2 separate regions of the Homo sapiens genome follow, and region 1 is linked to region 2. A link is a loop called in an ENCODE intact Hi-C map of the cell type or tissue named here. Cell type or tissue: PC-3. All regions are shown on one strand. Each heading gives the region's core, and the rest is flanking DNA. Links, peaks and the distances in the headings are about the cores only. Region 1 overlaps DLEU1 (deleted in lymphocytic leukemia 1). Region 2 overlaps DLEU1 (deleted in lymphocytic leukemia 1).

What was found. Peaks named below come from ENCODE experiments on the same cell type or tissue, not always from the same donor. Only the 100,000 strongest peaks of a DNase experiment are listed, where the experiment ranks them.
Region 1: it touches region 2 in a loop (2.8-fold over the local background); 2 of 110 quality-filtered maps call a loop at or near these places.

What each region holds. Positions count from the first base shown.
Region 1 is chr13:50,420,930-50,423,846 of GRCh38, reverse strand. The region is part of intron 3 of DLEU1 (deleted in lymphocytic leukemia 1); the gene reads right to left. Among named protein-coding and RNA genes, the nearest start is that of DLEU1-AS1, 110 kb to the left of the region's middle. In PC-3, for the core only: no CTCF peak of the experiment used is centred there; a DNase peak (open chromatin) is centred at 1,856; H3K27ac peaks cover 1,589 bases.
Region 2 is chr13:50,356,624-50,359,540 of GRCh38, reverse strand. All of the region lies in intron 2 of DLEU1 (deleted in lymphocytic leukemia 1), which reads right to left. Among named protein-coding and RNA genes, the nearest start is that of DLEU1-AS1, 170 kb to the left of the region's middle. In PC-3, for the core only: no CTCF peak of the experiment used is centred there; a DNase peak (open chromatin) is centred at 1,680; H3K4me3 peaks cover 578 bases; H3K27ac peaks cover 1,748 bases.

The sequences.
Region 1 (2,917 bases), core at 306-2,805, 64 kb before region 2:
ATTTATCTGTTTGCCCTTAAATATCTCTTGTTTTTGTTTTGTTTTGTTTTGTTTTGAGGGACTATTTTTAGTTTGCAACAACATTGACTAATGGGGGTAGATGATGAGCCAAAAATAGGTGACCTTAATCAGGCATTCAAAAACCTAGGTTAGCCAACAAGCGCAGATATCTCATCTGGAATATTTCTCTTTGAAGACATACTTACTACTCTTTGGAAATTCATAACACAGGCCCATCAGAATTGAATTTTCTGAAACACTGTTTCCCAAAATGTGTTCTGGGAAACACAAAATTCACGAGATACTTAACCGGGGGCAAGGAGAAAGCAGTCTGTGAGTAAATCAGTTTGCAAAGTTGTGTTTTCTGACAATGAGAATAAAAATAGTAATTATAACAGCTAGAAGAGACTTAGGCCCTAGCAACATCGTTATTCACAACTAAAATAAGAACAGCAATAGCAAGCACTTTGCTCAGTCCAATTGTACAACCTAAGAGGAAAGGCCAAGCTGGTATCAACACTTAATGAGAAGGATTCACTCCACAATCTTTACCACAGAACATTATTTCCATCCTTAGCTGCAACACAGAAAGATCAAGAGTCTGACAAATGTTCTCTAGCATGTTATTCCTTCATAGCTTGTAATATTTTACAGTAATTTTCTTCCTTTTATCATTCATTTACTGTCTCTGTCTCCCACCTAAAATGTAAGCTCCAAAAAAGGAGAATCGTGGTGTCCCAGCTGACTAAGCACGTGCTTGACACAGAGCCATGAATAGTTGTTAATTAAGTGGACGGGTGAAGTTCCCTAATTAAGGCCTGGCTTCTAAGGTCTAAAATTTACTAGGACCCATCAAAGAGACTGATTTTCAAGAGTAACTAGAAAAACACATCATTCAAATTCCCAGAATTTTATCTAAACTTTTCAGCTTTTCTCTGCAAGCCCACACAATTTGCACTCATAAGGTCAACCTGGTTTCACCGTGTCTCATGGAGTCATCCTGTTAGGCCACAATATGGGGTCACACGGGTGTAGCTGTCTTCCAGTTCTGCCAGCCAAGTTTGCATCTCTTTGTATTTTATAGAAATGTGCTTGATGGAGATTCAACCAGATAGGGCCTGAGGACCACTACCTGAGCTCTGCCCTTTGTCCTGTGAGCCAGTCCATGGGAGCCTGGGTTCTAGAGGACAAAGCAGCCCTCAGCTCTCAGCCATGACACAGCAAAGCCTCATGGAGCCCTAACGGAGGACAGTATTCCCCACAGAATGTTCCCTGCAGAGTGCCACATCCACACCTGCTCAAACTGATTTCTCACTCTCTGCGGTGGAAACTTCACTTGCCAGAGTCTTACCTTCGTTTTAAGCAATTCCCTTGAGAACAAAGGAACTCAGTCCAAAGGCCAAAGTGCCAATCAAATAATGAAAGTAAAAGAATAATTAAAACAGCCAACACTGCTGCGGTATTTCCTAAGTAGGGTCTAGTTTTTGCTAAGCCCTGTGCATGCATGATTATTGTATTTAATCCACTCAAACACCTTACGATGCAGCTTCCGCTGTTATTGCCACTTCACAGATGAGAAAAGAAAGGCGTGACACATGTTAAGTCAAACAATGGCAATGGCAACCCAAGGCAACAATCACAAAGCACTGCATGCCCCATTCTGCCTTCCTACAGATCCAAAACCTGCAGTGACCAAGGGGATAGAAAAACTGTACCTAGGCAAGGTTTATGCCTCCCCTGGCCACTCAGTGGCCATCTGAGAGGACTTTATTGTATTGATTCAGCTCATCTCAGATGCATATACCATAGGTCTAAATTGACTCCTAGAACTGCATTAGTCATTCTAGACACTTTAATCCATTACTTAATGCATTACTCAGATCCTGCTACCAGAGAGGGAATGGCAAGAAGTCAAGGTCAGTTAAATACGGATGAAAACAATAATAATCTTGAAAACACCTGCACCTGTGAAGAAAGACCCATAGTTGGGAAGCCTCTCACTGTCTAAATGTTTCATCATTTGTCATTTAAAATGCTTGCCATGGTCTTATTTTTAAGCACATAGTATCTTTGTGTTAGAGACCAAATTTTAAATAATCATCCTCTAATTAGAGCAACCCCCAATCAAAAATGAGTCACTGACCTTTTCCTCAGTGTTTTATTTCAGTAAGCCAGAATAAACACATGAAATTGTTACTATGGAGACCAAAGGTACTAAAGGGACCCAGCCTCTCATTAAAAAATTGACACACCAGCAGGAAAAAAAAATGATGGATGTTGTAGTTATTTTAGGGAAAAACGTGTCCCAAATGTTGAGGTTAAATCAGCCACCCCTTTTCCTCCAGGGGAAAAAAAAAGTTTCCAATGCAAATGGTTTGAATTAATGCCACGGATATTTATAACAACAGTCTGGTTAGGGAATTTATTTGCTATTCATCAAGCCAATATCCCTGAGGATTAAAAGAGCCCAAAGAAAATATTTTTAAAATAATAAATGAAATGTCTTTTGGGTTGGGAAGCCACTATATTCATATTCAGCACCACGACTGCTGGGCTGCGTCCTCAAAGCCCAAGGCCTCTGGGACTGGACAATTCCACAGTGCCTTTGGAAGAGATGAACAGAACACATGTGTCCCAGCTGACTTGCTGGTAGGAGAGCTGAGTTTTCTTAAATTGACACCCTCAAGTAGTAAATAAGAAAAAAGAAACCAAGAGTGGCCCAATATGCAGATCTAAAAGTGGAAAAGGCATTGACTGTTTCTTTTTTAAACAACTTCGTTGGTTGGGTTCTGGAGAGAAAAGGTGGAGAGGGAAGAGGTGTAACTCTTCTAACATATCATTGGAAAATGCCATCCTCACTTTTTAAAAATAGCACTGCATGATGAAATATTGTTTTGGTGACGTGATGCCTAAAGAA
Region 2 (2,917 bases), core at 269-2,768:
TCTTTACTGGGGAAAGAGAGTAAGCAGGTGCATATATAACAGCCATGCTGTTAGAAGAGAAGATGTAGGATTTGAGCACATGAGAATGTTTTATTAATTTTGTATTTTAATTAGATTTTTGGGTTTTTTTTTTCTCTAGTCTGTCTTCTGTGTTTTTTTTTTCTTTTTTTTTCCTGCATGAACCAAGAAAGAGAATGGCATTGAGAAGGTATAAAAGGGTTCTTTAATACTTCCACCTCCTTGGATATACAGCAGGAGAAAGAAAGTTGGATTACTTTATACTGGGCCTTTAAAAAAAAGTCTGGTACCTTTGTATATCATGAGCTGATGTGAATGGTAATGGCGCCAGCCTCCTGGACTAAGATTCCACCAGTTTCCCCTGTGATGCAGGCCATCCCCCACCCGCACCCCAGCTGAAACAGAACTGAAACTCAGAAAACCTAGCTATCCCTGCATTAAAAAATATATTTGCAAGCATCCAGGGATTTTATTTCCGTCCTCAAAAAATTGAGAGCCTCAACATTTATTTTGTGCAGAGGCAGAGAAAGTACCCCCATAGTCTGTGGGCTGACCCCAAAACTGAGTGTCTGTGGCTATGACTATTTGATAACTGGGCTGCTACACTTGTAAGGTTTCATTTCTTTATTTCCTTCAAAATGAAACAAAGATAAACAGTGAGAGTAGTATTTTATTGTTTGAACACCAGTTTCTCCCCTTAACAATCCTGTGTTAGTATGCTATTTTCTTGATGTGATTTTAAACCTCAGTGTGTACCCGGCCAGTTCTGTATTCCAGAAGCTACTGTCTACTGCCAAGAGCTATTAATCAAAATAAATGGGTGCTTGGGATCCTGGAAGTGGTGTGGGGACTCTGCTTCTCTGTAGACAGACTACCCTCTTCTGCCCCAGAGTGGGGGCAGCAGGAGGATGATAGTGGTCAGGGAGGCACTGTGGCATTCTGAATCCCTGGTGACACAAGAGGGTGTCAACACAGCCTGTGGATAACAGGAGAAGGGCCTAAAATGTACTTACACCACCCTAAGACTGGACAAACTCTGGGGATACTTCCAGTTCATCTCCCACAATTTCTAGAGGCATCTGCATGCCTGTCAGCTTGGGCCAAGTGCACAGAACACCATCTTTGTCAAAGCTAATTCCTGGCACCTACCCAATAAGCCCAGGCTGCTTTCATTTCTACTCTGTATTCTTTTATGACATTTGAAAGACAAAGAAAAGAAAGTGGTCTTAGAAGGTAAAAAGGTTACTTGAGTTCACAGACTTGATATTTTAGGAAGAGGCTAAACTAAATTATTCCAAAGTCTTACATTTAATTTGTGCCATCAGTGACCAAACATTTTCAAGAGTTAGTGGGTATAAAGGACTGAAAAGGATGATAAAGTTACTATCAACATTCAGGCCACAGAAAGGCAGAGGAGGGAGAGAACAGTTAGAAACATATTAAACCAAAATCTAGTCCAGCCATCCCTCTAGCCCTTTTATTTTGTACCTGGGGTAGGGGGTGGGGAGAGTTGATGTTAGCTTTTGGGTTTTTGCTTGCAGCAAGCATATTTCATTTTGAGCCGGTTGTGCCAGTTAGTGACATAATGTCCACATGGTAATATGATACGGTAAGCACAAATGCAGTGCACAAACCAGACTGTGGCCTGGGAAAGACAAGCTCTGTCCATATATCAACGGGAATGGCTCGGAACTCAGGGAGTGAGTATTTTGAAGCAATCGCACATGAATTCACCTTCAGGAGATTAGAGGCTGATGTCACCAGGAGAGTGAAGTCATCAGAAATGACCTAAACTGATGGGACCTTGCCAGAACAAAGCTGCGCTGTGCAGACACACAGCTTAACTCCTTCTGGGTTGAAGATTTCTCCAAGGCTGCTTTTTTTTTTTTTTTGTGAACACGAAGAGTTTCTAACAGACGACAACAAAGCCGATATGACTCCCACACTCCTAGGCATCAGCTGGTGTTACTTGATGAAAGAGGCCCAAAAATAAGTAAGTTCCACTAACCAGATGTCCTAAGCCCTCACCTTTTCATCCAAGAGTTCTACCCTGTCTCTATAGATTCTCAGGGGAATAGCACTAGTAGGCCTTTCATAACAGCAATTGAATTGAAGTGAATGGAATTAAGCTAGCAATGGCAGATCCCCCAGAATGGCAACAGTTGGGCCCACAGAATGGTGGTGGAACAGCACTACAGAAGACAGCCCATTTGAAAAGTGGCTGGTTGCCTGAGTCTGCCTGTGATTCTCAGTGGAACACTCCATGTGCCAGGAAGCAGTAAGATGCTGGCTGTCTCTCACCTAGTCAAGCTGCTTAGCAGTGAAGAACCATCCTCTTCTCCTTGTTACCATAATTCCTGAGAGCCATTACCACTTGCTTATTTCATCCTCTCTAATGTCAACCCTTGGCTACTACAGATGCCATAAGGTCAGTCACACCTTGCTTAGGCCAAGGAATACAACATAACTTTAAAAGTTAATCATGCATGGAAAATACCTTCAGATTCATGTGTCCCCTTATGGGCAGTGGCTGCATTAACATTGCATCATAAAAACAAGCTAGATAAGATCATACTAGAGGTGGTCTTAGGGGCAGGGGGCTGGACCCGGCCTCTCTTCTGGGATGAACCTAGCATCTGGTGTGTAGAATCCGTAGTCAAGTGGGATAATGTAAATAAAAGCACCTTCCAAGCTGCAAAGTATTCACTGAAGAATATTTTGATTTCATGATGGTCCTCCACAAAGCAAGGATAAAGGACCAACAACAATAGGTATGACCTTAATATAGGCCAAATGGGAAGATGGCTGCCGACATGAGGTAGTGGGAGGTACACAGAAGAGGTCTCCTGCCCCTAAACCTTCCTCCTGATGCCTGTTGTGTACCTACAAATCCACCTCT